6 separate regions of the Homo sapiens genome follow, and all the other regions are linked to region 1. A link is a loop called in an ENCODE intact Hi-C map of the cell type or tissue named here. Cell type or tissue: dorsolateral prefrontal cortex. All regions are shown on one strand. Links, peaks and the distances in the headings refer to the core of each region. The heading gives the core; the rest is flanking DNA.

Region 1 (5,030 bases), core at 434-4,433:
CTCACAAAGCTGGGACATACCGAGGCTGCAATTATGGACCGCAATTTGCCTCTCTCTCGGTTCACAGCCCTATTCATCTCCACAAACACTGGAAGACCAGAGTGGCCAGGGGGGGACGGATTAGCCACGGGGTGGCCTCTATCTCCACACAAAAGGAGAAGTGTGGAAAAACGGCTCCCTGGGTCCCCCATTCTTCACCCCTGAAGAAAACAGATTCATGAAAATGGCTATTTAAACAGCTCTTTCCCACTCAGGCCCAGACAACAAGTCACAATTGTCCACCCGCCTGCCTTGTTCCCTCCCTCCTGCTGGACAGCGGCTGCTGGGAGGAGAGTGGCCCCAGGCCGAGCCCATCAGCCAGGAACCAGAGTCGGCCACCCCCCTCCCTGCACCTCTCACTGCTGGTCCCCCAGGCCTCCCCTGGGGCTCCTGATGCCAAGGGGCCAAAAGGCCGTCTCAGCAAGGACAGGGAGGCTGCCCAAGTCCTGACCTTCCAGACAGACAGGCAGCAGGGCTCAACCCAGGGTGGTGAAGGCCACCGCTTCCGGACAGGGAGACAGGACTTCAGGAGTCCTGGAGGGCTGCGCAAACACTGGGACCCGCAATCGCTCCTCCAAAGGTACCTGTGCCCTCAGCGTACAGCTGACCCCATCCTCATCCCACCTTCCTATGACTGCGCCGTCTTCCACAACACCGACACACGTGTGTCTGCTTCAAGGTAAACATGGAGATCTCTGTGAAGGGCTAAATCCACAAAAAGTACTCCACTAAGCGAGGCCTGCTCCACACCTAGACCCTCCCATCTGGGAGACAGAAACTCTTTCTTCTTGGCCAAAAAACAGAGTCCTTTAGACCTGGAGCCTCAGGGGGACAGCAGAGCCCCCGGAGGCACCTGCACTGGGGCAGCGCCGCAGGGCGAGGCAGAAAGGAAGCCCTTGTCACAGGCCGGCCACATGGCCAGGAGCTTCTCCCGTTACTAACTCACAGCTTCAAAGTCAGTGGAACTTCACTTCATCACAGAGTGTCAGGATGCAGCTGGGCACCTGGACCTCAGAGAAACACTGAAATTTTCACATACACGCCCTTTCCGCAAGCCAATCCCCCAGAGACTTCGAGATCAGCCAGAGAGGCAGAGAACTTGCAGCGCGAACACAAACAGGCCCAGCAGAGCAGGGACCCCTTTGCCAGGTACCTGGAATGCACCAGGGGTGGCTCCCACAGTCCTGACACGCGACACCAGCAGAGGACAGCCCTCGCGGGCTTGCCTGGACCCAATGACTCCTCAGCAGGAAGGATGGCCTCCCCAGCCCCAAGTGCTACTGCCCTATGGCAGAACCACCCACTCCTGAAGTGGGTCAGCAAGGCAGCAGGAAGAAGTTGGGCCTCCCACCTGGGGAAGGGTCCCCGCAAGCCCGGGCTGGCAGGCCAAGCCCGCAGCAGAGTCCTGGGGTAGCCTACTCTCCCTTCAGACCTGGCCCTCCTCTGTACTAGGTGCCCACATCCAAAAGCAAGGGAGGGAAGTGGACACCAGGCCCGTGGAGGTCACAGGGTCTCGGGCCGGGCTCCTGCACCTACCTGCTTCCCCAGGCCTCCGGCGGCTCATTAATTAGTCAGGAAAGCAGCTGAATGTTGCAAGCCCTTCCTCTGCAGGAACCCAGAACTAATGAGAACCCAGCGCCTTACCAGCCACACAGGCGCCCTCCGGTGCTCAGCCTTCCCAGCGGACCAAGGGGAGCACCAGGCGGAGCTGGCCCAGCCTGTGTGCCAGAGCACTAGTAACCATGAGCAGGGGTGCCCGGGGGGAGGCCAACGCCTCAGTTGCCCCCAGTCTGATATGACAGGCCAGGCTGATCCCGGGGTGCACCGGGAGCCCTGCAAAGGGAGCCTGGCCCTGAAACCAGGAAGTTTCCAGGAGTGTGTCTGGGGTGCCTGGAGCCGACCGACCGCCCATCAGGGGAGGTGTGGCCCTGCCCCCAACCCCCAGTAAGATGCTTCCCAGTACAAAGGGCCTCTCCAGCCACGAGGGTCCAACCGTTATCCTGGGCGCCTCAATAGTCCCAGACTGCCCTGCAGTCCAGCAAAGACCAAGAGAGCAGGGGCAGAACTTGGCGCGGGGACCTGCGCACCCCGGTGACCAAGCCCCTGCTTCCCAAACCTATGGGTCTCTGGAAGGCGGCTTGGGCCCTGGGGAACAGGTGCGCAGGCCGGTTTCCCGACGTCCGCGGGTCCCAGCCCGGCGCCCACCCTGGCGGGTCCCAGCTCCGCTCCCGCCCCAGCCCGGCCGGCCACCGTGGAGCGCTGGTGCCATCTACCGAGGGCCCGGCGGCGTGCGGGCGGGCGCCGCTGCCACCGAGCCCAGTGGGGCAGGGGATGGGAACGGCAGCCTCGGCTTGGGCTGGGGATCCGGGGCGGCGCCAGAGGCACCGAGAACGCAGCGCGCCCCGACCCCGCGCCCTGCCGGTGAGCCCCGATGGGCGCGGGGCAGCGAGATCCGCGGGGGGTCGGGCTCCTGGTAGGGTCGCGCCGCCGGCCGCTCCGGGCCCGCAGTGGCGCTCCACGAGCCTCAGCCGAGCGCGGCGGCAGCGGAACGTGCTGGAAGCCGGGTCGGGCGCCGGAGCCGCCGCGAGCCGGGCAGAGCGCGGAGGACCGGTCCGCGCGCCCGGGGACAATTACCTTCTTTGAGGAACTGCGCGTGGATCACTAGGACGAGGAAGCAGCAGAGCGCGGCCCCTGCCAGTGCCCAGAGCGCCTTCAGGAGCTGCATCGCGGAGTCCCAACTCGGCCGACGCCCCCGAAGTCGCGCAGCGAAGGTCCAGGCGCCGCATCAGCGCCCCGCCGGGTGCAGCCTCCGCGGCCGCCCGCTCGCGCCCTCCATCCGCCGCCAACGCCGCGCTCCGCCGCGACTGGAGGCGCCACTCCGGGAGGCGATTTGTGTCTTTCTGGGCAGGGGGGAGGGGAGCGGGCGGGGGGAGGGGGGCGCCGCGGAGGGGGCGGGCGGGGGCGGGGAGGTTAGCAGAAAGTCTCGGGCCGCGGCGGCCGCCGCTCCGACCACTCGGCCACCATCGCTGGCTGCGGGGCGCCGGGGGGCGGCCGCCGCGGCCCCATGAATCAGCCCCGCCGCCGCCCCCGGAGCCGCACCGCCAGCAGGGCCCGGACGGCGGGCCGCGGATTGCGCAACGGCCGGGCGGCGCGGGGGGGGGGGGGGTCCGGCGCGGCCCCGGCCCCCTCCTCCGCCTGTCGGCCCCCACCGCCCGCTGCTCGGCGTCGCCTTCCTCCTCCTCCTCTTCCTCCGCCGCCGCCGCCTCCTCCGCCGCCCGCGCTCGCTCCGGCCCGGGGCTCAGGGGGCCGCCGCGCCGCCGCCGCCACCGCCGCCGCGGCGGGCCAGGCTCGGGGCCGGGGCTGCGCGCCGGGCGCGGGGCTGCCGCACCATCGCCGCCGCCGGGGTCCGCGCGGCCCGGCCGAGCCCGCGGCGATCGAACTTGCGCGGCCCGGGGCTGGCGGGCCGGTCCCCACCGGACGGTGCCGGCCTCTGCGCTCCCAGCAGCCCGCGCCTCCGCCGCCGCGGCCGGGACTAGGTCCGGGCCCACCGCGCCCCTGGGCTGCCCACGCTGGGCCGCCGCTGCCGGTGTCGGTGCCGGTGCCGGTGGCTGCCGCGCCTACAGGTGGGGCCGGCGACGCTGCGCGCCTCGCCGCCCGCGGGACGCCGCTGCTCCGGCCTGGAGGCGCGCGCCCGCCCGCTCGGCTCGGCGCCGGCTCCTCGGGGGAGGCGGCGGGAGGGGGAGCGCGGCGCAGTCGCTGCCGGCCCAGGTGGCCGGGCCCGCGCAGCCTCGGACTCCGGCCCGCGCCCGCCGCCGTCTGCGCTCCTCCCGGCCGCGGAGCCGCGGATGCGCACTGGGCCGCGAGGGACCCCGGGGACCCCGCCCTGCAGCGCCCCCGCCTGGCGCGCCGGCGGGTCAGGTGGGGCCGGCCCAGCCGAAAACTGCGGGTCGGGCTCCACCTAGGTGCGCAGGGGCCTCACTGCAGAGCCGGCCCTGCTGGCGCGGGAGACCGGACGCGGGGCCTCGAGTGGCGCCCAGCCTCCCTCGCACCCAAGGCCCCAGGAGAGACAGGGAAACCCCAGGCCCAGGTACCGCCCCAGCCGGGCCCGACCAGCGGCTGGGAGGGCTCGGAGGAGGCTGGTCCCGCGGCTTCTGAAAACGGCACATCTGCCTGGAAACACACACAAACACACTCACACCTGCCCCTACTGTGTACCACCCTCCAGCCAGCTGCCCTGCACCCAAGAGCGTGGGCGCACTGTTAATGCCCACGTTCCGTTCCAGAGGAAACAAACGGATGCCTCCCTGCACTGCCTCCCTTCCCGCCTCTAGGAAGAAAGGGTCTTTGTTTTAGGCCACTTTTGCTCCCCAACCCCGCTCCCCAGAGCAGGGGGCACAGGTGTCCTCGTCAGGGGTTCGCCCCAGAGCCCAGTACCAAGACCAGTGTGGTGGGCCTCAAGGTATTTTTGCCTGAATTGAATTTGAAATTCAATTTCAAATGACCAGAAAAGAGCAGTGGGCAGGAATCGGGGCCTAAGCTTCCTGGGACCCTGAACCTCTCTCCTGACCTGTGCAGGGTGGGGGCAGTGCTGGTGCCCGCGGTGCATGTGGTTCACATGAAGGCTGTCTCCTCCTTGCACCAGTATTGACGTGCCAGGAAGGGAAAGAGGCCTGGCCCTGAAGGGCTCTTGGAGGTCAGATAGATCAAGGCAATCAGTATGCATCTGGGGAAACTGAGGCTTATAGAGGCATGGTGACTGGTCTAACATCAACTAAAAAGTCAAGGGCAGAGTCAGGACCAGCCACTAAGCTTGATGCTGTCTGCCTGACCTGGCTCGCGGTGCCCAGCAGCCGGCCAGGGGAGAGGCCATCCACGAAGCAGTTCTTCACCTCTGGCTCATCACCCTCCACCTGCCCCCGAAAACATCCAGGAGAGACAAGAATGTCCCATCCAACTCCTCTCACCTAAAGGAGTGGCCCCAGCCTCACACC
Region 2 (5,030 bases), core at 622-4,621, 470 kb before region 1:
TGATGCGGCAGGCCTTCTCTTGACACTTGGTTAAGGTATGCCTCTCACATCTGTATGCCCACATCTGCTCTCCTCCCTCCCTCCTTCTCAGCACTTAGCCCTCTGATATGGTTTGCTGGCGTCCCCACCCAAATCTCATCTTGAATTGTAGTTCCCATAAATCCCCACGTATTGTTCGAGGTACCCCGTGGGAGATAATTGAATCATGGGGGTGGTTACCCAGATGCTGCGGTTCTCGTGTTAGTGAGTTCTCGTGAGATCTGATGGTTTTATAAGGGGCTTTTCCCCCTTTTTCTCGGCACTTCTCCTCGCTGCCGCCACATGAAGAAGGATGTGTTTGCTTCCCCTTCTGCCATGATTGGAAGTTTCCTGAGACCCCTCCAGCCATGCTGAACTGTGAGTCAATCAAACGTCTTTCCTCCATAAATTACCCAGTCTCGGGTATGTCTTTATTAGCAGTGTGAGAATGGACTCACACATTCTCCTAATGTAGTATACATGTGTTTGCTCATTTGTCACCATCTCTCCATCTCTAGTCTCTAGAATATGAGATCTGTAAGAACAGGGACACCTAGAATACGAGATCTGTAAGAATAGGGACATTGTCTGTATCAGGTGTTCATGGCTCAATCCCAGCACCTGGAACAGCATGAGGCACCTGGCAGGTGCCTGACAAACATTTGCAGGGAATATGTGTGCATGAACCTGCATGGGCAGGAACAGGTGCATAGGAACATGGATTGTGGACGTGCATGTATGTGCGTGCATATGTATACCACTATGTATACGTAGCTTATTGTGTCTTTGCAGTGAGGTTTTCAAACCTCTGTCTTGTTTCCAGGATTTCCTGAAGACACCATCCCAGTCAAGTGGTCTGCCTCATACTGAGCCACCAGACCACCCAGCATGTCCTCACCCGCGTGGACAGATGACAGGGGGCTCTGAGCATGCCCCAGTGCACCTTACGCACCTGTGAAGGTTGGGAGCCTGAGTGCAGCTCCTGTGGCACTGCCCGTGGCCAGGGAGATGCCTCCTCAGTGCTCCTGACCCTCGGTGGAGGACCGGCCAGCGTGTGTGCCGACAGTGTGTCCACACAGGTGTGCTGCGCCCAATGGGCAAGTCGGAAACAAAGGAAAATGCTCTCTGAAGGAAAAGGCAAAGCAATTTGGATTTCTGCGAGAAAATGAGACTGCATGTGGCACTGTAAATACCCTTGCTGCTGAACTTCTCGCTCCCCCCAGATACACCCTTCATATTGACATGTCTAGAACCTTAAACTGAACCAAGTTGAAAAGTGAGATTAATTAGGGCTGAGTTAACAGTTAACACATACAATGAAATATTGAATAAGGCTTACTGAGCAAACAAGAATATACAGAAGTGGAGGAGACAAAGAGGATATTAAAAATGCAGACAGTGATGAGGCAGATAGCTGGGACAAATAATGAAAAATAGTAAAGGAGATAAGGCAGATATTGGAGGAGCAAAGAGTCTCTGAAATAGATATCGGTATTGAAAGATGCTAAACACGCTTCTAAAGAGACTTTCTAGCCGACACAGGGAGCTCACTGATGGATGAAGTAGAAACATTTTTAAATGGAATCAAACAGGGCAAAGCGGGAGAAGAAAAAGAAGTAGGTAAACCAGTAAATTAACTTTTCTCGTGTGTGCTGTGTACTATTTGTGAGTGAGCAATGAACGCTGTGGCTCCCTGGAGGGGCTGTGGTGGGAAGTTTCACTGCGATCAAGTAGAGGTGGTGCCTTTGGACCTCTTCTCCTGAACCTGCAGGGAGAGGCGCAGAATATTCACAAGGTGAAGATGCAACAATTCAAATGAGTGTCCAGGTTTTCAGGGTGGTTGCTAAACCCCAAAAGACCGATAGCTTCGGGCAAAAGACTGCAGAAAGAACAGCTTTACATTTTTACGGAAGCAATGGGAAATATACCCTGTAAGCCTTGAAAAATTCCCGAAGGGATTCCTGTTCATTCCTGTGGATCCTAATGGGCCAGCATAGACCTGTTAGTCAAAAGAGGATTTATCTACATTGCACACTCATTCAGGCAGGCAGGGAAGTCAACGCCACTTTCAGATGTTTGTAGAGCATGAACTCTGTCCGTTCCCACGCCCTCCAAAGGCTGTTACACAGGGATGCCCGCTTCTGGACAGAAGTGATTCATGCAGGATGAGAACCATGACCACAGAAGATTTTGTGCATGTGGTTATTTCAATATTTAATTTAAGTGTATGCATGAGTGTTCAGGATAAAAATGCTTGGAGTGTACTTTAATTCCATTAAAAATGTATACATTATTCATGTCCTATGGACTGTCCACTGTGTGACTCAGAGAGCTGAGGGGGTAGAAATATATTCATTCATTCACTGTCTCCTTAAATATTTACTGAGCACTTGTTGCCCGTTGAATAAGTTGTTGTTTTAGGTTCCTCATGGTAGCTGTGCAGGAAGGGTGCAGAGTGGCCTGAGGGGCTATTGGGAAAGTCCACCTTGGGTTGAGGGATCTGGGAGGGCTCCCTGGAGGAGGTGGTGTTGGACTACAGCGATGGGAACATAAAGGAGCTGGAGAGAGATTTGGGTGCCAGTCAGCACAAGAAAGGCCCACACAGAGAAAGTCAGGCTGGGGCGAGAGTGAGCCCCCCAAGCTGAGAGCTCAGCCTGAGAGCATGGGAAGCCATCCAGGAGCTGAGAAGCCAGGCTGGGTCTGACCCCACTGATTCAGATCCCTCTGTGGCCTTGGGAAAGGCCAGAGACAGGGCCGCAGGTGGGGGCTTTGGTGAAGGGAGCGAGAGTGTGAGCCAGTGCCACGTAGAGAGGACAGACGCAGGGATGCCAGCCAGGGTGCCGTCGGCCAAGAAAGGAAGGTCCAGCAGGCACAGTGTCAGAGGAGGGTCCCAGAGGAAGGCACTGGGAACAGTCCTGGCTTCTTACCTCGGCCACTAGGCAGATGGTGATGCTCTGAGGGTGCTGAGGCCACAGGGTGGGAGGGAGGAGGAGGAGCCTCCCTCTGCAAGCTCTGTTACAGGGGGTATGCATCAGTGGCTCCCCACCGCCCTCTGGAGGAAGCCCGGAGCACAGAGCACTTGAGGCTCCTGGGTGTCCCTGGTCCGTGCTCCACTAAGTAGCTCCCCTGTTCCCCACCTAATCTCCATGGCTGGGCGTTCTGAATCCACGCTTCCAGCTCCCAGACGGTTCACAGGCTCCCGGCCCAGGCCATGTGTGCGTGCTGTCTCCCTGTGGGAGCAGGCTCCTGTCCTAGCCCCACACACCTGCTCATAGCTCTGCCCTCAGGTCAAAGGCCCCTTCCAGGGTCAGGGTCCCAACGGGGAACCCCAATTCTGGGCTCTGCAAATGCCTCCCAGCGTTACCCCTCAAAATGTCACTGTCTGAGGGTCTTGACCTCTGGCTTGTGAGCTCACAGAGGGCAGCGCCCTTGCACTCACCTTCCTGTTGACCTGCAGGGCCAAGCATTGTGCCGGACATAGGGGTGAACAGGCACATGCTTCCCACCTGTCAGGGAGATTCTTGCTCTCCTGGCTCTGCCCCACCCCTGGGGGCTCTGCCAGCTCCTCGGAACCCTGAGTCCAGGGCAGGGCACGGTCTCAGGTCTTAGCCTGATGACGTAGTACAGGCTCTAGGCCCCAGGAGGGACATGGCACTTCCTGCATCGACTCTGTCACTGGTCTCCCCAGGGCTTCCCTCCCCAAGCCTCAGGGGCTGTGGGGTACCCCATCCTCTCCACAGAACACGTGCACAGGCCTCCAGGAGATGGTTAATAGAACGGAGAGGTTTTAGGGAAGTTTATTTCTATAGCTCTTACATTTATTTATATTTGTCAAATATGTTCCCATCACTAAAATCTCTTTGGAGCATTTTCAAAAATTAAAGAATTGCGTCTAAAAATACTGACCTTGATGTTCAGTGTGCATGGGTAACTCTCCAGGCCCAGCAACATCAAGAGGCAGATGTGACAGCAGCCGTGGCTGCTCAGGGGGCCGGGAATGCGGGAAAGGGGTGGCTGTCAAACAGTCTTGACAAGCGGCTGAATGTGACTGTGTCGGATTTGGAAAGTGCAGCCTGAGAATTTGAAATCCATTCACTCCCCACCCCCAAGCGTTTTTTCATGTATTCGTTCATTCAGCACACCTTGAATGAACACTCTTTTATTTGCTACCTATTCAGGGACACTACACAGGCCCGTGACCATCACACGCCCAGCCTGGCCCCGTGCTGTGCCTGAGCAGAGGACTGTTGGCAGATGGTTCACTTCCACCCTCCATGATAAATGCTGAGAAAAGAAAGATCAAGGGCTTCAGAGCCCACTGGAGGGAATTCATACAGCCGGGGGCCCAGGAAGCTGCTAAGGAAACTGCCTGGACGGCAGGGTGGCCGTGACCACGGGGACGGGGAGAAGGACCCAGAGGAGCTGAGGAATCCTTGCTGTGGAAGGCACCATATGAGCTGCGTGAAGTCAGAGTCAAAAGCAAACCCGTCTCTTCTTGACAGTGGGACCCAGGAGGCAGGACAACCTGCCAGAGAGGCTGAAGGAGGTTCCCTCAGGCTGGATCCTCGACAAGAAAAAGGAAGAGGGTCTGCCTGATTCCCTCGCCAACAACAGCTGGTCTTCCAGAAGTCAGCAATCTCTTGTCCCTTGTCTTCAAAAGCCCATGGAGCTGGAGGCAGGCAGCTGAGGTCAGGAAGAGAAGGTGCGACCCAGTCCAGGAAGGCTGAGTCCTCGTGAACCCTCAGGGCTGGGGTGAGGGGCCAGTGCCCGGCCCAGACACCAGCACAGCCCTGCAGTGGGAGTTGATCTCAGCAGATGGACGGGCACCGCCCAGAGGATGGACTGGTCAGCACCGCCCGGAGGATGGACCGCTCAGCACCGCAGTGGCCGCTTGGCCTAATTTGCCACCTGAAGAGCCGCCAGGTCTCCAGTGACTCTAGCACCATGGACAGGAGAGGAGCAGGGTGACCTGAGGGTACAGAGAAGGTTCTGCTGTAATCAAGTTCCCCTGC
Region 3 (5,030 bases), core at 711-4,710, 54 kb before region 1:
GCAAAGCAGGGAGCTCGAGAGAGAGGGAGGTGGGGAAGAGAGAAGAGCCCCTGCACGTGGGTGGTGAGCCCCGCTGAAGATAAGCTGTATTGTTTCAAGAACATTCCACAAACACACCCATGCTCCTGCCCGCTGGCCCCCTCTCTCCAACATTCAGGAATATCTGTGCAACGACCACCTGCCCAGTCTCCCAGGCCACAGCCATGCTGGAACACTCTCCCTGCCGTGGTGGGCAGATGACATTCGTGCCCTCCTCATCCCTTCACTGGTTCATTCCCCGCAAAGGTCGTGGGGTTCAGGTCGGCTCTGGAGTCCTCCAGGAGGCCCAGCCTCCTCCTTGCTGCCCAGTGGGGGCGGCCTGGCTCTTCGGGCTGCTGGGAGACCCTGTGGTCCAGCCCCTGGGAGCCCCTGGGAATTGCCTCCATGGGGCCTGGCCCCACCCTCACTCATCCTCGCCAAACTCCTGTCCCACAGGGCGCCAGGGGCCAGGACTGAGGACGGCTGTGAGCACCATTCTCAGCCCCAGGAAGTGCACGCCTGCAGCCGTCTAGTGGAACTGAGGATGCTGCAGGCCCATGGGGTCTCTAGTGTTGTAGTCTATGCCTGCCACCAACTCTGCAGGCCAAGCAGTGACCTCACTCCAGCCCAGCCTCCGCCTGGGGCTGCAGAGACTCCGCCCTGGAGCCTTCAATTCTCTCTGCAGGGATGACGAGGAGGCCTCCAGCCTCTGCTGCTCCCCGTCAGGAGGGGTCAGGGCCTCCGCAGCCAGGTCCCAAGGCATCCATGACTGAAAAACCTCCCAGGGCCAGGGCCCTTCAATGCCCAACACAGAGAACGGCCTCCAGAGGGGGCTTCCCCAGCCAAGGGGACCCTTCAACACCCAGGGTGCTCACAGCCTCTCCAGGGCCCGGCACGTTCTGTGCGTCTTGTTTCACCCTAGTATCCCCGCAAGGGTGGCAGGCACCGAGCTCAGAGATCCAGGTCCCAGCCTGGCCAGGCAGCAGCGCAGTGGGCTTCAGGGTGGACCTCAGGGTGTAACTCTGGACCCCACCCCAAAACTTGGCACCAAAGGGGTCGGGGCAAAGCAAGGACAGTGGCCTTGGTTTCTTACTCTATAAGACTGCCCTGTGGGATTAACACCCATCTGCCTCTGGACTGGGTTTCTCACTGTGTAAAATCACCCCGCGGGATTAACACCCGTCCATCTCTGGACTGGATCAGAAAAGCCTCAACCCACACCAGGCAGGCCCATGGTAGGTGGGAGGCAGGCAGGGCCCGTGGCGGTAAGGGTTGAGGACGGTGGCCGGGAAGCTGCATGTGTGGGGTCTCCCTGGGCCCACAGGAAACACCTGCACCCCAGCCGCTCCCAACTCCCAGGTAGGAGATGACCTTTAGGAAGACCACGTCCGGCCTAGGCCCTGGAGAATGTGGATTCCTGGTTTTCACATGACACTCAGTGACAACGTGATGAAGGAACACAGGATTGCAGGCCCTGTACCGAGCCGTGTGTCTGGCTGGACCCCTGCCACCCGTACTGCCTGGGAGGTGGGCACGCATGTCTGCATTTTACAGGGGCTGGGGCTCAGGGGTCCCATCGCCCGTTCACAGCCAGGAGCTGAGAAGTTGCCTTTAGACCAGGCCGCATCCCAGCTGCCCCCTAGGCCCCCTGCTGTCCTTCCCACACGGCCACGCAGACCCTTTACATTCCGCGATGTCTAGCAAATGTCAGGAAACCTGGAGGGCGTCAGATTTCCCCCTAAGTCCTCTCAACGTGAGATCCAGCCACGAAGCTGTGGTCGGGCAAGAGCAACTAATTACCTGCTCCCAGCGCCTGAGTCTGGCTAATTTCTTCTGCAGTTAACACGGGGCTCGGGAGGCCGGTGTGACGCCGGGGCTGTGCATCTGGGTAATGAGGCAGCAGGGGCTCTGGTCCAAGAGCTCCCTCACACTGCACAGCTGGAGACCTGGGGACACTCACAGCAGTCGTGAGGATGCTGCCGCCTGGCAGGGAATATCCACGCGAGCCACTCAGCGCCTGCACGGGCCGCACCGGTGCCGGGGCACCAGGACACCAAGGGAACCCTTCCAGGCAGAGGCCTGTCTACGTCAGTCCCTGCTGGAAAGGCCGGGCAGGCGTGTGTCCAGCGTGGCCCTCATGGAAGGCATGTGGCTGGGTGGGGCTGCCCACCAGGGACCGCTCACCTGGGTGGGCTGCAGCTCCTGCCAGGGGAGCCTGAGGTTGCCCACTTCACCCTGGCCTGGCCTGGCAGAGGGGCCAAGACCCCGGAGCACACCAAGGGCCCCCTGCCTCTCCCAGCAGATGGCAGGTCATCCCAGCCCCGGTCCCCTGACCGTCCCGAGTGGGTGAGCCGAAGGAGCTCTGCCTCTGCCTGGCCCAGGAGGTCCGTCCTTAGAAAGGACAGGGCGGGGAGCCACACCCCCTCCAGAACGTTCCTGCAGGGACTCCACGCTGCATTCCAGAGCGCCGGCCCCTGGCTGCAGGACACGCCGAGTTCCCCTGTCCTCGGTGACCCTGGGCCTTGCATCCCAGAGCCAGCACGCACGCCGGGCTCCCCCCATGCAGGTGCCCCTGGGACACTGGGTATCTGGGTATAGGGGGCAGATTTGGGCTCACTTTGCTTTTCCTCGGGGGGCCTGGCTGGCTGGTTTCAGGTAGAAACAAAAGCCCCACAGCCGAGTGCCCAGCTTCCTTCCCCAGCGCCTGGAGCCTGGGGCTCATCGCCCCCGTGATTCAGGGCCCCGGTAGCCAGCCCTGCAGCCTGTGTGGCTTCTAGGCGGCCCCTGATGGAGGGCGGTGAAGACGTGGACGCTGTCATTGTTCTGGAAGCGGCACTCACTGCACAGACTTCCATCATTAGCGCCTCACTGGGTCCACCTGGCCCCACCAATTATCCCGTGAACCTGTGTAGTAAGAAGGCGTGGCCACCTGCCCTGGGCCCGAGCGAGGCTGGAAAGTTGTGGACACAACAGCGCACACCTGGTCATCACACGCCGCTGACGACTCAACAAAGGCAATGAATAAAGGCCACGCACGCCCCAAAGCCAGGGCCGAGGCAGCAGTGGAGCAAGCCTCCTTTTCTCTGTGCCTGTCACCAGCTCTGGGCGCCTGCCCCTCTCAGAATTTCCCCACCCCACCCACAAGGCATCATGTGCTGGTCAGTGCCAGGGTCAGGGAGTAACTTGGGGCAAACAGGGGACACGTCATTCAGCGAGCTCGCCTCCAACCAGAGATGCCCAGCAGCGTTCTGCAAGCAGAGCCCCCTATTTAGAGAATCTGGAATTTGCAGCCTCCCACTCCACCTGCTCATCCCCCGCCCCCGTTCTGCAAGCAGAGCACCCTATTTAGAGAATCTAGAATTCGCAGCCTCCCACTCCACCTGCTCGTCCCCCGCCCCGACCCCAGTCAGGTCAGTTCCTCCCAGGCTGGGATTGGCTTCTCTGGGCTGGCTCTCTATGCAGCTTACAGGGTGACCCAGGGATCCCTGGACATCTGGGGCTCCCCAGCCAACACTGGAGCCCAAGAGGTTTTAAAGCACGTGACCCCAGCTCAGCTCCAATTTCCCAGGTGCCCGCACTCCTCTGCCGGGAGGACACTCGGCGTTGCCGGGTGGCATCTGCCCTCTCCCATCCAGGGGGCTGTGATCCAGGGTTTCCTGCAGAGGCGATGTGGACACAGAGCTGGGACTCTGTGCTAGGGACCGTCCCAAGCATCCCAGGGTTTCCTGCAGTGGTGATGTGGACATAGAGTTGGGTCTCTGTGCTGGGGACTGTCCCATGCATCCCACGTTGGAACAACCACAGCTGTCCCCAGACATCATCAAATGTCCCCTGAGGGGCAAAACCATCTCTAGTGGAGACCATGCAGTGTGACCCAACCTGTGACTCCCCAGTATTTAAAACATGTGCCCACCCCAATCTTAAGAGGATGCATGTGCCTTTCAGACCGTTTCTAGGCACAGGGGACACAGGAAGGAGGTGGACTTAGCAAAGCCAGCAGCAGCGAGGGTTGGGGCCCAGGGAGCTGTGGACTGTGGGGCATCCGGAGGGGGGCCTGGAGGCAGAGCTACGGGCTCAGCTGTGCTCCACAGTGCCTCATTCCCAAAGCCCCGGGGTGCCGAGGCCAGGACGAGGAGGGGCCGCTGGGTTGTTCCGCCTCTGTCCTTCCTGAGCCGGAGGATGGGAGGCCTGGGAGAGGGCGTGTGAGCTGAGCAAGCAGGGGAGAGTCAGCCCAGGGCCAGGCCCTGAGGGTGGGAGGGCCTAGATGGGGCTGAAGCAGAGAACCCCAGCAGGCCCAGCCCTCAAGCAAGCATTGCTGAAGTGGAGTCCACCTCGAGGGGAGCCGCTGGGGCCCCAGAGCACCCGTCTGGTGGGTCCCTTCCTTCAGGAGGCCGCCGGCAGGGCCTGCGGAGGGGCCAGGGCTTCCCCTCTGCCCGGCAGCTGCGAGTGTGCTGTGGCCCTCACACTCCTCTTTACTCCTCTCCTCTTTACTCAGGTCTAAGGGAAACGGCGCCCGGCTCTGCACTTCTTGGTCACACTGCACGCCTGAGCTCCCAGCCCCCACCCACAGCCCCAGGTGCCATCTCCTAATTAACTTGACACCTTCCACCTTGCAGGAGGCTGGCACACGTAAGGATTGGCAAACACGCCGATGTGTCTGATACTTCCCATAACTGTTGGTGGCCGCGGAGCTGTTTGCAGCAGTGGCTATTTGTCTTAAGGAGAAACACCCTACGAAGGGGCCTAAAATCCTCCCGGGGGCAGCCATGCCCTGTCTCTGGCTCCAGAGGGACACAGAGCATGGCAGCTCTGCTTCTCCAAGCTCGTCCAGCTCAACAGCACATCTGGGAGCTCACCAGGTCCAAGCATCGCCTCTCCTGGAGGGGGTGGCGAAGGCCCCTGGGGCTGCACAGGGAGCAAACCCGTCTATGCCCTCCTTAGCAGACCTGGCATCCCACCTGGGAGAAAAGCCAGGCACAGGGCACCTGGGTACCTGCAGAGGAAGCTGTGAT
Region 4 (5,030 bases), core at 302-4,301, 450 kb before region 1:
CATAATTCTTGCATTTCAAAGTTGCTCCTTCCTCCACAAGAGCCCGCGGTGAGGATGTCTGCAGGCGTCTCTGGACAGTCTCTGCCTCGTCCAGCTCAGGAGCCATGAGCCACGTGTGGTTACTGAACACCTGATGTGTAGCTGGTGCAGAGTTTTTATTTCACTTCATTTCAATGATTTTAAACAGCCACATGTCATGTGTGGCCACTGCATAGGATAGTGCAGCTCTGAGCAGTCGTGAAACCGATGACCTGGATCTCAGCTAATGCTGCAGGAGGAGAAGAAGAAAGAGAAAGAAAAAGAAAAGAAAGAAAACAAGTTCCTCCACAGCTGCCAGCTGGCTGAGCTTCAATCTTTATGGACCAAGTGTGTACTGAGTAACATGTCTGAAAACATAAAGCCTGTGCCCTCAGGGAGCTTACATTCTAGCAGGGGGGACTCAGGCATGAAAATGGAAGGTCTTATAAAGAGGAAGCAGTGAGCCAGGTGCCTGCCCCCCAGACAGCCCGGGTCACACAGGGTTTTGCGAGGAGACCCCACACCGCACAGGCTTGAGGCTTCCCTTCTCACCCCTGCTCTGTCCTCTGTGAAGTTCCAGATCTGCACCTTCCAGGGCAGAGGATGGTGCCTCCCACTGAGCACATAAAAAGTGTTTTGACCACCACAAGCCCTGCCTCGATGGGTCCCAACCCAGACAGTGCTGGGACACAGAGTCCATCCAGCCAGGAGCAGACCCAGCACTGACCGGGGGAGCTGCTGCCGCTTTCCAGAAATTTGCTTCCCTGACAGCACGGCCTTGTCCACTCTGGCTCTGCCAACTCTGCCCCTCTGGACTCCTCCAGGCAGGGTGAGGACATGAGAGGTGGGCGGCAGGGTGGGGATATGTGAGGTAGGGTGAGGGTGGGCAGCAGGGTGAGGACACGTGAGGTAGGGCGAGTGTAGACACACCCCTCCTGCTCCTTCTCCTGCTCAGCTGGTGTGCAGAGCACAAAGGCCTCCATCCCTTCCCTCCCCTTCCTCCCTCCTTCCTTCTGTACCTCCATGAATTGAGGGGAAGGAGACCGTGGCACAGCACTGGGTTTGACTCTGGGCTCCATGACCCATCAAGGGTTCTAGCAGCTGGGGCAATAGGAAAGTTATTGATTCATTTCTGCTTCTGTAAAACAGTAGAGGACCTGTCTTATAGGGTGACCAGGAGGTTTAAATAGTAGAAGTGGAAACCACGTGAACAGGGCCAGCGGCAGCAGGTGCTCAGTCACTATCAGTGGCTGTCAGGATGACATCTCTGCGTCTCTGGTTCTTCATCTAGAACACGGGATCGGTGATAACCCTCTTACGTGGGATTGCTCTGCATGTTAGAGGAGGGTGTGCACTGGTGGCTGCAGCAGGACCGTGGTCAATACGCATGCTCTCGTCACCCTCGGAGCCATCTTGCCTTTGTGGTCTGTGTCTTCCACCAAACACACAGTGCAGAGGAGGCGAGGGGAGCCCTGGATGGATGGGGGAGGCGCAGATGTGCGGCCACTGTTCCAGGACATTGGCCACTGGAGTGCCAGGGCAGAGGAAGAGGAGACACCCGGCAGGACAGTGAAGGGGCAGTGAGGAGGGAGGAGCAGTCCTGAGGAAGCAAGGGGGCAAGAGTGCAGTGAGACGACGAGATGGTGTCCAGCAGCCAGTGAGGTCAGGGGATGCAGGGGATGGGAGACGGGGCCCGGAGCTTGGCTCTCTGTCGCCCAGGATGGCCAGTGGCTGGAGAGTTTTACTGGCAAGGTGGATGCAGAGACCAGGCTGTGAGGGCTGCCGAGGAGTGGAAGCAAGCAGCACAGGGTGGCTTTCCAGGCCCTGGGGAAGTGGGGAAGGGAGGAGGAGAGAGGGAGGCAGATGGCAGAGTGTCTGTCGCCTAAAGAGCAGTGCAGAGAATGAGAGCAGTGCTGTCTTACTCTGATTTGGTTTTGAAGTGTTTGCGTGTTACATTTCACATTGTTTGATGTCTCTCAAAATGGGGAGAGCTTTGAGGCAGGACATTTGATTGACATTCACAGGCAGGGCCCATAGAGCCTGGGGGCTCAGACCCAAATGTCTGCAACTCATGTCTGTGTGCAGGAGACGTCTGGGCTGGTGCCCAGAACCATCTGCCCTTGTCTCCAGCCCCGCAAGCCACTGGCAAGCCAGGTCGACCTCTAGGGGGTGGAAGCACGCCACTGCTGGGGCACTCAGCAGACATTTGCCCTGGAGATGAGGTGGGTGCATGAGGTGCCCTGTGGACCTCACAGAGTCCTCCCCTTCAGGCAGGCTGAGCTGCTCCTGCAAGAGGCAAACCTGCAGTCAGGAGGATGTGCCCCATGGGGTGGCTTCCCAGGAAACTTCAGTGACATGAGAGTCTTCTTAGCTGTGAAAACAGATACAGGGCATCCAGTGTGCTTCCCAAGAACCACCACCAGAAATCACCACCCAGGAGAAGAGCTGCCCCAGTCCTTGCTGCCCTCAGAGAACCCCCAACCGAGCTGCAGTTGGCTCCTCAGTCAGATGGGAGCGGGCAGCAGCTGCCTGGCTGGTCTTCAGTTCGCAGCTCAAGCAGGGGCAGCGGGGAAGCTGCAGTCTCGCTATCTGGGGTTGCTTCTCCCCTGGACTTGCCTGAGCCTTCTACTGCTGAGCACTTTGCAGCCTGTAAACCAGCAGCCAATGGGTGCTGGGAATTTAAAAGGTAAATAAAATGTGTATTTCTTACACTTGCTGGGGAAAAAAAATCAATATCACACATGTACTGATGCTAGACAGGCAGCGAGATGCTGAGGAGTGCCGCGGGCCTGCGTGCCAGGCGCAGGCATTCCGAATACATTAGAGAAAGAACCTTCGCTTCCTTTATGGTCACACTTTTATTGAAGACTTCCTTCTGTGCCAGAGCAACACCATCCTCGCTTAGCAACACAGATCAAGTCCTCATCCTTCACAACATATGTAAATAACAGTGAAAGTAGCATTAAGGGAACCCTTTCCAGTCAGGAGGAAGAGGGCGGGCACCTGCCGCTAATGCCAGGGTGGGGGAACATAGCCCCTGCCAGAGACTTCCCTGTCGCGGGCCCCGCCCAGGTGACCCCCCAGGGACCCCACCCAGCTGACCCCATCCAGGGGCTCCACTCAGGTGTCCCTGCATGTGTCCCGTCCCAGGCACCCCCCTCAGGTGTCCTCCCCAGGTATTCCCACCTGCCCCAGGTACCCCCCCGAAGGTGTTCCGCCCCAGGTATCCCCACTCAGGTGTCCCTGCCCAGGTGTCCCACCCACCCCAGGCAGGTATCCCCTAGAGGTGTCCCCACCCAAGTATCCCCTCCCAGCTCCCCCGCACCATGGCCCTGCCTCCAGTGGCCCCACTCAGGTAGGTGTCCTTATCCCATGGGTCCCCCCCCCCAAGATGAGCTCCACTGTTTTCCAGGGTGGAGCTTTATCCCAGAAGGATGGGAGCCGGGGGCGTTCCCGCCTCAGCCCCACCAGGCTCCCCACACATCCATCCCCCAGGGGAAGGGCTGGCCTGTGTCTTTGTGACGATGTTGCTTATCTTTGCCAAGAGGTCTGTCCTGCTCTGCAGTTCCGGCCTCAGAAAGGCAGGCCCCCTTTTCCTGTGTGGCTCCAACCCCTCACCTGTGCCAAACGTGGGACCCTTGTTTCGTGTGACTCCAGAGTGTCTCCATCAGACGGTGAGGGGACTGCAACCGTGTGTCTGACCATCATTTTCCTCTTGCCCTGTCCTGGGCCTGGGCTCTTGGAGGATGAGAGACACTCAGCACTGAGGTGAAACCAGCTGGCCTCAGGGTTTGGGGGAGACGGGCCCAGACAGGATGCGAAGAGCAGCCTTGCTTACCCCACTGCCCCCATTGGCTGCCCAACCCTCCCCACTCCCGGGCTGCCCCCCAGTTGCCCAGCGGTGCACGTGTTCTGCTGTGGGCTGCTGAGCTCCCAGCTTGTCTGTCACCCACATCACAGCAACAGCAGGGAGGCACCCCACCGGCACTACCTCTGGGGAACCCCTGAGCTCCTCCTTCCTGCTGAGTAGGGCTGAATTCCAGCGAGGTGCAACCCAATGCCTTCCCCTGTGGAAGAGCCAGGGCTCAGCCAGGGAGGGAGCGGTCTCTTGGGGATTGGGGCCTCCCTGAACCCTGCACAGGGTGACTCACCGCCCCGCTTGCCAGGACTAAAGCGTCCCCAGGATGTTGGGAAGGCCGCAGGCACACCTGGATGTGGTGGTCACCTGAGCCCAGGACGCAGGAGCTTCAGCTCCTCTGCTCCATGTGGGTCCCCTTGGGGTCTGGGCTCGTGCTCTGGCGCCGTGGAAAGTTTCCTAAAGTGCCTGGGCCTCAGCCACAGAGTAGGCTCCACACATCCCTGCTCTGCCCCAACCTGGGGCCCCGCCCATAACAGCAGGTTTCTCTCATCCACCAGCTCCGACGCTGCACCACGGGCATGCACCCTGGTGCTCTCCCTGGAAAAGCACCTTGGCCACCGGAAGGAGCCTGCACTGCAGGCAAGAGCCATGGGACCTCAGGGGCTGATCCAACTGGTCGCAAGGGTCTGGCCAGGAGATGCTGGCATGGAGCCCACCCCAGGGCACCCGAGGGCACCGCTTCTGCCCGGGCTCCCCTTTGCTCTTGCCTTGCGGGGAAGGAGAAGTGGAAAGTCCCCTGCCCTGACCACAGAGCAACTGCACACCACGGTGGACGTGGCCAGGGCACCTTCCAGCTGTCCCGGTGCAAAAGCCCCAGCAGGCGCCTCTGACCCACGGTCTGAGCACAGGGCAGAACGCAGGTCCCGCAGGGCGTATGAAAACGTCACGAAACCCGTTACCTGGTTCACATGCATAAAGAGGCAAGATTCGTGGTGGCGTGGTGACGGTGCAGCCACGCTTTCTGCTTCCTGCGAGCTTCCTGAGCCCCACCAGAGCAATGCGCCGGGAGTCTGTTTCAATTGTGCTATTTCAAGTAATTTGAACTCCGATATCACTAACGGGCAGGAACAGACTCCCAAATTTACCTGCATGC
Region 5 (5,030 bases), core at 354-4,353, 390 kb before region 1:
AACAAAAAGAGGATGGGCCACATGGGTGGCTGTACACTTGCCCCAGCCCAGGCAGACAGTGAATGTGAGACAATACTCCTGCTGGGGGACACTCTGAAACTACCCAAACAATTCAGGAATTACATGAAGTACAAATAGGCCTCCCACAGCCCCCACAACAGCCCTGTGTGGCCTGCAAAGAAGCCAGATGGCTCCTGGAGAATGAATGTGGACTACCATGTGCTGAACAAGGTGACACCACCTTACATGCAGCTGTGCCCAATATCCTCAACTGCTGGGACAAGAGCTCTTTAATCTGGGAGGTGTCCCTGCTGTGATTGACTTGGCTATTGCATCCTCCAGTATCCTTTAGCAGAAGATGCAAAGGACCAGTTTGCCTTCACTCAGGAGGACCTTCCAGGTGCTACCACAAGGAACCTGCACAGCCCCATCAGTCACCGTCTGGTTGCACAGGACCTGTCTAAACTCTTGGCCTGCCTAAGTCTCCTGGTTTCACCAGATAAATGATAACATGCTAACCTCAGAGTATCTTACCAATTTGGAGACTACCCTAGAAACCGTCTTGGATGGCCTAAAGGACAGGAGACGGAAAATCAATCCCAAAAAGATACAGGGGCCTGGCATAGCCGTCAAACTTCTGAGAGTTACCTGGTCGGGTAAGGTGCAAAACAGACCCAGAGCTCTTATCAGTAAGCTAGCACAGTGGCCTATTCCCCAGACAACAAAGCAACTCCAGGTTTCCCTAGGCTTACTGGGCTGCTGGAGAATACTGATTCTTCACATGGCCCAAACCCTCTACCCATTATACACCCTAATAAGGAAAAAAAAAATGGGCATGAGCACACATGGTCTGAGAGGCGCCTGACAAATCAAGAATGTTTGTGAGATGAGCCCAGGCACTCAGGGCCCCACGGCCATAGCACCCTTTTGTATTAGAAGCCACTAGAGATGTTATGGGGATGAGCTGGGGTTTATGATCAAAGCCACCAACCCGAATGGTACCTGCAGGGTTTCAGTCTCAATTATGGATAGGGGCAGAATCCCATGACCACATCCTGGAGAAACAGGTACTGGCCATGTATCAGGTACTGCAGCAAATTGGAGGCTGTCTCCAGAAAGCTACCATCACTGTGAAGACTGCCTACCCATAAAAGAGTGGGCAGGAGGCCTCCTGGCCAAGCTTACCTTCATGGTGGCACAATCACACACCCTAGAGTGATGGCACACATTTGTCAACAACAGAGGGGTGTCTTGTCCACTAGTGCTTTGTCTGCCACTACGAGAGGTGCTCAGACCCATCCACTTTGAACAAGAGGAGGGGGCCGACATGGCAGTGGAACCACTTACTAAGCCAGCCACCATATATGAGGGGACCCTGCTGATACTGCTAGGACCTTACACTGGTGGGTCTAGCAAAAGCACCCAACCCTAATACTCAGCAACTGCGGTGCAACTAGACACCAACACCATACGGATAGGATGGGGATCAGGACAGTGCAGTCTATGGCTGAGCTTCGGGCAGTTTGGATGTGTGTCACCCACGAGCCCTGGCCACCAGCCTCTTCTACAGGTAGTTGAGCCTTTTCCATGTGGATCAACCAAGGGACCATAGACAGTGGGCACGTTTGGAGCAGGCCCCTTTGGGAATGTCCAGGTGGCAGGAAGTCCACATCAGGTTACAAGAGAAGGATGCCTGCCTTACAGGGCATCTCTGGGATGCACACAGCTCCAAGTTGCCTCTGGGAAGTCAGGAGGCAGACGACTTTAGTCAGGTTCCAGCAGTTTACCCACGCCCTTTGGAGGAGGCTGTCATATGGGTACACATCCTAAGAGTGGCCACTGGGGGCCAGTCGTGAGGTGGGCCATTGTCAAGGCACGGGTATACCTGTCTCTGCAGGTGTTCTGGCAGCATTCAGAACTGAGACCTGTTCATGACTGTGACCTAGAAAGGTTCCCTCCACACCAGGTCCCATACCACCTGTGTTGGACTGGCAAGTCGGTTATATGGGCCCCCCGCCCCAGAGTGCAGGGAAAAGGTATTCCTCAACCCATGTGGACACAATTTCTTTTTATTGCTGAGTGTTTTTTCATGACATGGATGTACTGCAGTTGGTTTAATCATTACCCCCACTGAAGGGCGCCTGGGTTGTGCCCACTGTTTGGTTGTTATAAATAAAGCGGCCATGCCTATTGAGTGTACATTTCTACATGCCACATGCTTATAGGTCTAATTGCTGGAGTGTTTGGTCATTGCATATTTAGTGTTTAAGAAATCACCACGCCAGCCATACACGAGCGATCGCCCGCCTGTGGTGTCAGGACTTTGTTAATTGAGCTATTCTGGTAGGCGTCAAGTGATATCTCACTGTGGTTGTAATTTGTATTTCCTTCATGGCTAATGATATTGAACATCTTTTCATCAATGCTTATTTGCCATTTGTAAGTGCTTTTCAGTGAAACTTTTGTTCATGTCTTGTGCCCATTTTCTAATGGAATCATCTGTTGCTTATGTTAGATTTTGAGAGTTCCTTATATATTGTAGATACTAGGGTTTTTTCACATAGGTAGCTCGCAAATATTTTCTGCATGTAGCTTGTAGTTCATAGCTCATCTTTTCATCTCCTTCACATAGATTCTCAAGGAGGAAAAACTTTAATTCTCATGAGGTCCAATTTACCAATTGTTTCTTTGTAGATAGTGCGTTTTAATGTCGAGTCTGAGGAATTGCCTAGATATAGATCCTGAAGATTTTCTACCTTTTTTTTTTTTTCAAATTTTCTAGAAGAGTTATACTTTGATCATTTACACTTAAACCTCTAATCCATTTTGAGTTAATTTTGGAAGGTTTGAGTTTTAAGTGGAGATTTGTTATTTTTGCATATGATGTGCATTTGCTCAAGAACCGTTGGTGGAAACGCTGTCCTACCTCAACTGAATTTCTCTTGCGCCTTGGTCAAAAATCATCCCAGCATACTCGTATGGGTCTCTTTCTTCGCTCCTTTTTTATTCTGTTGATCTGTATGTTGCTAATATGATATAGTTTTATTTACTGAAGCTATATAGTAAGCCACAATATTGCTTCTATTAGTCTTTGTCAATATTGTCTTAGCTATTCTAGGGCCTGAGCCTTTCCATATAAATTGAAGAATTTCAATTTATATGAAAATGTCTATGTACAAAAGACACTTTATGGAATTTTGATAGAAATTGAATTAAACCTAAAGATCAATTGGGGGCTCATGGGAATTAACATATTTACTAGAGGAAGTATTCCAATTCATGCATATAGTATATCTCTTCATTTATTTAGGCCTTCTTTGAATACTTTCATCAGCACTTTATAGAATTTTCAGCATATAGATCCTGTTTGGTGTATATCAAAGTGTAATATTTCATTTTCTTTTGAGTGATTACAAATGGCATTGTGGTTTTTAGATTTCAGTTTGCTCATGCTCTTTGTTAGTATATAGATTTGCAGATACTTTTTGTGTTGATCTTGTATCCTACCACTTTGACAAACTCATTAGTTCTAGGAATTTATGTGAGAATTTCTTGGGATTTTCTATTTAGAGGCAATCGTGTCATCTGTAAGTAGATATACTTTTATTTCCAATCTGTATTTGTTTTCTTTCTTTTTTCTTGCCTTATTTCAGTGGTTAGAACTTTCAATACTATGTTGAATAGAAGTGGTGAGAGTGCCAGATACTTGGGAGGCTGAGGCAGAAGAGTTGCTTAAACCTGGGAGGCAGAGGTTGCAGTGAGCCAAGATTGGGCCACTGCACTCCAGCCTGGGCAATAGAGCAAGACTCCACCTCAAAAAGAAAAAGTAGTGAGAGTGGGCATCTTTGCTTTGTTCTCCATCTTAGAGAAAACAGATCCCATCTTTCGTCATTGAATACAATACTAGCTATCAGCTTTTTGTACATGCTCTTTATCAAGAAGTAATCTCTCTCACTATTCCTAACTTGCTGAGTTTTTCTTATAAATGGGTATTGTATTTTGCCAAATGCTTTAACTGCATCAATTGATTTAATCATGTGATCTTTTTCAATAGCTTGTTAATATGTTGGATTATATCAATTGATTTTCAGATGTCTCATACCCGGAATAAATTATACTTGGTCATAATGTAAAACTATATTTATATGTTTTTAAATTCAATTTGCTGTTTTGTTGAGTATTTTACATCTATGTTTATAAGATATGTTGCCCCATGGTTTTCTTTTTCTTTTTTTCTTTTTTGGAGGGGGAAGGTAAGAAGGTAATCCTGACCTCATGTTGTTTTGGGAAGTATACCCTTTTTGGCTATTTTCTGGAAGATATTGTGTAAAATTAGCATTAATTTTTCAAGTCCTTGGTAAAATTCTCCTGTGAAACTGTTTAAGCCTGAATATTTTGTTTTTGAAGATTTTCTATTACAAATTCAATTTATTTAATTATTATAGGACTAGTTTGACTATTTCATCTGATTGAATTCTGGTAGTTTAAAGTTTTTAAAACTTAGTCTTCTACATTGTCCATTGTATGAGAATTAAATTGTTTGTAGTATTTCTGAATTACATTTTTAAAAGCTACAGGATCTGTGGTGATATGCTCATTGCACTTATGATATTAGTAATATTTTCTTCACTCCTTTTTTGTCAATTCTAGTAGAACATTATCAATTGATTGACTTTTTAAAAGAAACAACTTTTTGTTTTATAGATTTTGTCTGATGTTTTTCCATTTTCAATTTAATGGATGTTTGCTCTTTACTTGATTATTTCTTTCCTTCTGCTTGTTTTGGGTTTATTTTGCTCTTTATTTTCCCTAGGTCCTTGAGGTGAAAACTTAGATTACTGATTTGAGAGCTTTTATCATTTCTTATGTAAGCATTTAGTATTATAAATATCATTCTCAGCACTAATTCAATAGCATCCCACAAATTTTGGTATTGTATTTTGTTTTGAAATGATACAAAACAAACTCTCTCTCTCTCTCTCTCTCTCTATATATATATATACACGTATACACATAGATATTTATATATG
Region 6 (5,030 bases), core at 316-4,315, 350 kb before region 1:
CACAAGTGTTTGAAAGTATCATGCACAGAGTCCCTTGGCTTCTTACTTCTGTAAGCATCTGCTGCAGATGCTTTGCATGTCTCTGTAAATTGTTCATGCCACGCTCTGCCAGTGTTCTCTTTGTTACTGCATCAGGAGTCAGCGGTGTCTTGACATCTGATCAGATTAGACAGCCCATTCCAGAAACCCCAGCCCAAATCAGAAAATCCGTCCTCAGCGTTCTGACCCTCTAAAACCACTCTTGGTACCCAAATCCGTATTAGTTATGTTTCTCCAGAGAAACAGAATAAACAGGGTCTATTTATAGATACATAGAAAGAGATTTATTATGAGAGATTTGCTCACACCATTATGAGGGCTGACATATCCCACAATCTGCTGTGTGCAAGCTGGAGGCCCAGGAAAACTGGAGGTGTCATTTCACTCCAAGCCCAGAGGCCTGAGACCCAGCGACACTGAAGTCCCAGGGCAGGAGATGAAAGGCCCAGCTTACGCAGAGAAAGGGCAAACTCCCTCCCTCCACCTTTCCATTCTACTCAAGCCCTCAATGGATTGGATGAGGTCCAACCAGACTGGGGAGGCCATCTGCTTGACTCCGTTCACTGATTCAAGTGCCAATGTCTTCCAGAAACACCGTCCCAGACACACCCAGAAATCACATTTTACCAGCTGCCTGGGCATCTCTTAGCCCAGTCAAGTTGATATAAAATTAACCATCACAGTGGGCATCAACTAAGCCACTGTCAGCCTGATGAGAACGCAGCAGTGGGGGAAGGTTGTGTTTGCTCTGTCTGCCTGTGTGAGCCGGGGCGTCCACCTTCTCCTCCCCTTGGACATTGGGGCTCCTGGTTCCCAGGTCTTGGAGCCACAGCACCAGCTTTGCTGGGCGTCTAGCCTCAGACGGCCGATGCCAGGACTTCCCAGGCTTTGGAGTTGTGTGAGCCAACTCCTTTCTGCGGATAAAGGAATATATGTATATATAATTGTTTCCGCTGGAGAACCCTAGCTAATAAAACTGGTACTTTTAAAAAAGCCAGATGTGGCCAGGCGCGGTGGCTCACACCTGTAATCCCAGCACTTTGGGAGGCCAAGGCGGGCGGATCACGAGGTCAGGAGATCGAGACCATCCTGGCTAACACGGTGAAACCCCATCTCTACTAAAAATACAAAAAATTAGCCAGGCGTGGTGGCGGGCACCTGTAATCCCAGCTACTCGGGAGGCTGAGGCAGGAGAATGGCGTGAACCCGGGAGGCGGAGCTTGCAGTGAGCCGAGATTGCGCCACTGCACTCCAGCCTGGGTGACAGAGCGAGACTCCATCTCAAAAAAACAAGCAACAACAACAAAAAAGCCATATGTGATGTACCTGTTAATAGGGACTGGAGTAAGTCGGTCTTTAGCATGAGGTTTTGTGCTAATCTGGCTAGTAGATATGTTCAGTGAGTGCTGGGGCTGCAGGCTCCGGGAACATTCTTTGCTTTGGTCTGTCCTCTCACTACCAGTTGCCTGGGCTTCACCTCCAGAGTGAGAGGGTGTAGCTTGCATCTTTTCTGCTGTAATCCTCTACCAATGTCTGGAAGCCCCATCAGCGGAGCAGTGAATTGCGGGGAGGTGAAGCTTTTGATAATCCTATGATTAAGTTTCACTTCCTTAGTGGGTCTGTGTCTTTGGCTTGTCCTCTACAAGCGTTTCCTACCTTTCTTCCCCTCTTCAGTGAGACAAGAACCCAGGGGGAGCTGGAGTGAGCCCGCACCCTGCCCCCAAGTGCACAGGCTTCGGTGCTTTCCTTCCTGACTGCTAAGTAGGCATCTGTTATGGAGAACACTGGGCAGGTTTCAGAAAGGCTCTGTGGCCCTCCTCCTGCCCAGACATTAGAAAGGCTTCCTGTGCTCTTCACTACAGGAACCTGGTGGGGTTCCTGGAGGTAGATCCCACACAAGTGTGGAGTCCCCCTTAACCTGTAGTCCCCAGGAGTTTCTCTCTCTCCAGCCAATCCACGCTTGGCCTTCACAAGTCATCAAAACGAGCGTGTGTGCGTTCCCGCTCGTGTGAGGCTGCAGTGGCTTCCGCCCAGGTGATCGGGCCTCAGCTGTGATTCTGCACATCCATCTGTCTTTCCAGATTGCAGGGAGGCAGTTTGTCCTGCCTCCTTAATTCTCAGACGGTGCAAGGAAAGTCATTGATTTTCAGTTTGTTCAGCCTTTTTCGTGTTGGCAGGATGGAAGTGATGACTTCTGAACTATTTACATGGCAAAGCTAAACCTGGAACTCCTCCTTCGGGGCTCCCGTGAGGAGGGGACTGTAGTCGACTCTGGTGCATCTGACATTCTTCAAGTTTGGGGCTTCTGCAATGAGCCCAGCATCCTGTAGACCAGCGTCCCTTCTCCACAACCCAGCGACTGCCACATAGCAACCGAGAGGTCTTTTCTTCTCCCAGCTTCTCAAAGCTCACCTGTAGCCTCCAATAAGGCCCACGGCTGCGGGCAGTCAGGTCTGAGTATTGCCTGCAAGGTGCCTGATGCACAGCCCTCGTCACTGAGTCCAGGGGAGGCGGTGGCTCTCACATGTCTTATGACACACGGGGCATTTCTGCAGAATCCAGCGTGTTCAGGGCTGCATACAAGCGTGCCCTGGATTTGAACCTCAATGTCTTTGTCTCTGGTCTCCACATGAATATTTATCATGGGGAAAGCAAAGCCGGCACACCAGCCCCCCATTCACAGAATTCATCAACAACGCCTTTGTGAAATTTGACTTAGGAGCTGCGGATTGAGCAGGAATGAATGCCTGTCATTTTCCTAATCACAAAGGCTGTTATGAACAATGTTAAATGGGCTTTTATTCTTTTATTTCTGTGTGACCCAGAACCTTGGGAGAGCAAAGTGATGGTGAATTTGTTACAAAATAAAATGCGAGCCAATCCACAAAGAGAGTCATAGGAGGTGGCTTCCACACTGCGTTCAGGAGACTGGTCCTCATCCTGAATTTGTTCTGGCACTGATTGTAGGAGGGCTCGCAGGCCCACTGGAAGAGCCTACCTGTCCCGAGCTGGGGCTCCGTGGTCCCCCTTCATTCCCACGGGTGGGTGACCAGCAGGCCCCGGCCAGCAGCATGGCTTGGAGAAGAAACTGAGTGCAGAGCCCTCCAGGATCTGGCAGGCCTCGTCTACACGCCCCCATCTGCTCTGTGTCAGAACGGCCGTAAAGCCAGCCAATCTGGGATGAGACACATTTCAGCCGCTTGTTTAATGTCCAGTAAGCAGCAGGTGGGTCAATAAATGTCTCCTTCCTGCCGGCCCCATGTCATCACCCACGTGCACCCCAGGGCTCTGGGCCAGCTGCAGCGCCATGACTGTAGCCACCAGGAGTACTCAGAAGGCCCCCAGCCCATGCCCCCTCCTGGCACTGGCTTCAGATTTGCTGCCTCTTCTACCCACAGTGAAGGGACCCTCCCCACTTCCCACTCCCGGAGAACTGTTGTATGTGCAGGCAGAGCTGAGAGCAAAGTCTTTCTTTCCGGGACATCTTTTTCCTTGAAAAGTCCACTCTCAAGTTTTCCTCTGGACTCCCCCTTCCCCTGCACTCTTCCTTCCACAGGGCAGCCCTTCAGAGCAGAGAGTTTTAGTGGAACCCTCTCTGTCTCTCTCTCTTTCTCCTGGACACACACACAAATACACAACCCAGTTCTCTCTTAGGAAACTCCTCAACCTCAGTGCCTCTCCACTGAGATGGGTCCCAAGTGCCCCTGGGCCCAGGCACCCAGCCTGCCCTTGCCCCTCCTTGGATGAGGAGCTCCGGAGCTGAGCGCAGACCCTGCCCCAGAACCTCAGGCTGTGCGTGTCCCTGTGACCCCCTGACCACCTGTTCACAGAGTGAGTGCCTGCTGTGTGCCTGGCTGTCACTGTGCCAGCACAGCACCAGAGACCCTGGGTCCCTGCCCCTCCGAGGGGACCAGAAGCAAGCAGGAGTGTAACCAAGCCAGGAGGTGGCTTGCCCCGGGGGGGTGGAGAGCTACCAGAGCCGTTCCTAACCAGGAGGAGCACATTTCCTAGGGGTGAGAGAGGGCAGGCCCTATGAACGGCAATAGAGGGCAATCGTGTGGCCCCAGTGCCCCGTGGCCAGAGAGGTGCTTCCTCTGTGGGAAGGTGCCCGAGCCTGGAGGGCCTCGATGTCCAGCCTGCCCTGCATCCAAAGGGGCTTCATTACAGAAACTCACCGACCTCAAGTGTGAGGACCCATATCGCTGCCTGGAGTGAAACCACTTGTGTGTCCCCCGAATCTGTGAGCCAGGGGCACTCGATGTCCAGGGTCTGTCAGGACCTCGCATGAGCAGGGTCAGGGGGCAGGACCTGGCTCCAGGACGCAGGACACTTCTGAAACCTGATCCATCTTGAAAAGGAGGTTTATGGTGACTTAAATTCCACTGTGTTAAGATAACGTATTTCTCAAAAATTAGCTGGCCGGGGTGGTGCGTGCCTGTAATCGCAGCCACCTGGGAGGCTGAGGCAGGAGAATCACTTGAACCAGGGAGTCGGAGGTTGCAGTGAGCCGAGATCATGCCACTGCACTCCAGCCTGGCAACAGAGTGAGACTCCATCTCAAAAAAAAAAAAAAAGCAGCTGCCAGGCTCATGAAGGGATGAACAGGCCTCTACATGCCCCAGCCACTCTGCAGCTCGCGTGAACCGCCGCTTTAGAGATGAGTCTTTGGACCAGGGAAGCCGCTGACCTGCAGCTGGGAGATTCCTGCCGCCTTGGTCGGACGAGGGCAGCTGGTCCTGAAGCCATGGAAACCCAGGCCATTGTCCTTGCATCTGTGGTGGAGGCTCCTGTCGCGGGCCCCACCGTGCTCTGAATGGCAGCCCGCCCAAGGCTGGCTTCTTACCCCCAGCTGCGAGGGGCTCCCCGCTGCACCCTCGTCAGGAGGATCACTCTTCCGCAGTGGGAGCTGGCAGCCGGGAGATGCCTGGGAGTCACACACACACACACACACACACACACACACATGCACCTCCGAGGGATGCAAGTCCTCA

The links. Peaks named below come from ENCODE experiments on the same cell type or tissue, not always from the same donor. Only the 100,000 strongest peaks of a DNase experiment are listed, where the experiment ranks them.
Region 2: it touches region 1 in a loop (4-fold over the local background); 4 of 110 quality-filtered maps call a loop at or near these places.
Region 3: a loop joins it to region 1, with 4 times the contacts of the local background. A loop is called at or near these places in 5 of 110 quality-filtered maps.
Region 4: it touches region 1 in a loop (8-fold over the local background); 7 of 110 quality-filtered maps call a loop at or near these places.
Region 5: it touches region 1 in a loop (4-fold over the local background); 3 of 110 quality-filtered maps call a loop at or near these places.
Region 6: a loop joins it to region 1, with 5 times the contacts of the local background. A loop is called at or near these places in 3 of 110 quality-filtered maps.

Annotation. Positions count from the first base shown.
Region 1 is chr22:48,574,215-48,579,244 of GRCh38, reverse strand. All of the region lies in intron 1 of TAFA5 (TAFA chemokine like family member 5), which reads right to left. LOC124900480 (a long non-coding RNA gene) reads right to left here and starts at 2,205. Exons shown (of 2, transcript XR_007068144.1): 1 at 1,576-2,205. RefSeq lists an enhancer at 1,593-2,099. In dorsolateral prefrontal cortex, for the core only: CTCF peaks have their summits at 2,085, 2,309 (motif pointing left) and 4,020; DNase peaks (open chromatin) are centred at 1,731, 2,314 and 3,967; H3K4me3 peaks cover 2,072 bases; H3K27ac peaks cover 2,784 bases; H3K27me3 peaks cover 489 bases.
Region 2 is chr22:49,044,761-49,049,790 of GRCh38, reverse strand. NHIP (neuronal hypoxia inducible, placenta associated) reads left to right here. Exons shown (of 4, transcript NR_183584.1): 2 at 1-35; 3 at 328-396; 4 at 4,197-5,030. Among named protein-coding and RNA genes, the nearest start is that of NHIP, 5.1 kb to the left of the region's middle. RefSeq lists a silencer at 1,028-1,184. In dorsolateral prefrontal cortex, for the core only: a CTCF peak has its summit at 3,085 (motif pointing left); a DNase peak (open chromatin) is centred at 3,070; H3K27ac peaks cover 874 bases; H3K27me3 peaks cover 1,104 bases.
Region 3 is chr22:48,628,461-48,633,490 of GRCh38, reverse strand. The region is part of intron 1 of TAFA5 (TAFA chemokine like family member 5); the gene reads right to left. Among named protein-coding and RNA genes, the nearest start is that of TAFA5, 140 kb to the right of the region's middle. RefSeq lists enhancers at 2,425-3,254, 3,255-4,083, 4,084-4,913. In dorsolateral prefrontal cortex, for the core only: no CTCF peak of the experiment used is centred there; DNase peaks (open chromatin) are centred at 2,034, 2,506 and 3,150; H3K4me3 peaks cover 882 bases; H3K27ac peaks cover 4,000 bases.
Region 4 is chr22:49,024,105-49,029,134 of GRCh38, reverse strand. No RefSeq gene overlaps it. Among named protein-coding and RNA genes, the nearest start is that of NHIP, 26 kb to the left of the region's middle. In dorsolateral prefrontal cortex, for the core only: a CTCF peak has its summit at 2,165 (motif pointing right); a DNase peak (open chromatin) is centred at 2,184; H3K27me3 peaks cover 1,136 bases.
Region 5 is chr22:48,965,262-48,970,291 of GRCh38, reverse strand. No RefSeq gene overlaps it. Among named protein-coding and RNA genes, the nearest start is that of NHIP, 85 kb to the left of the region's middle. In dorsolateral prefrontal cortex, for the core only: a CTCF peak has its summit at 1,888 (motif pointing right); a DNase peak (open chromatin) is centred at 1,851.
Region 6 is chr22:48,919,197-48,924,226 of GRCh38, reverse strand. No RefSeq gene overlaps it. Among named protein-coding and RNA genes, the nearest start is that of LINC01310, 55 kb to the right of the region's middle. RefSeq lists an enhancer at 4,372-4,892. In dorsolateral prefrontal cortex, for the core only: no CTCF peak of the experiment used is centred there; DNase peaks (open chromatin) are centred at 2,646, 3,106 and 4,236; H3K4me3 peaks cover 1,291 bases; H3K27ac peaks cover 3,797 bases; H3K27me3 peaks cover 424 bases.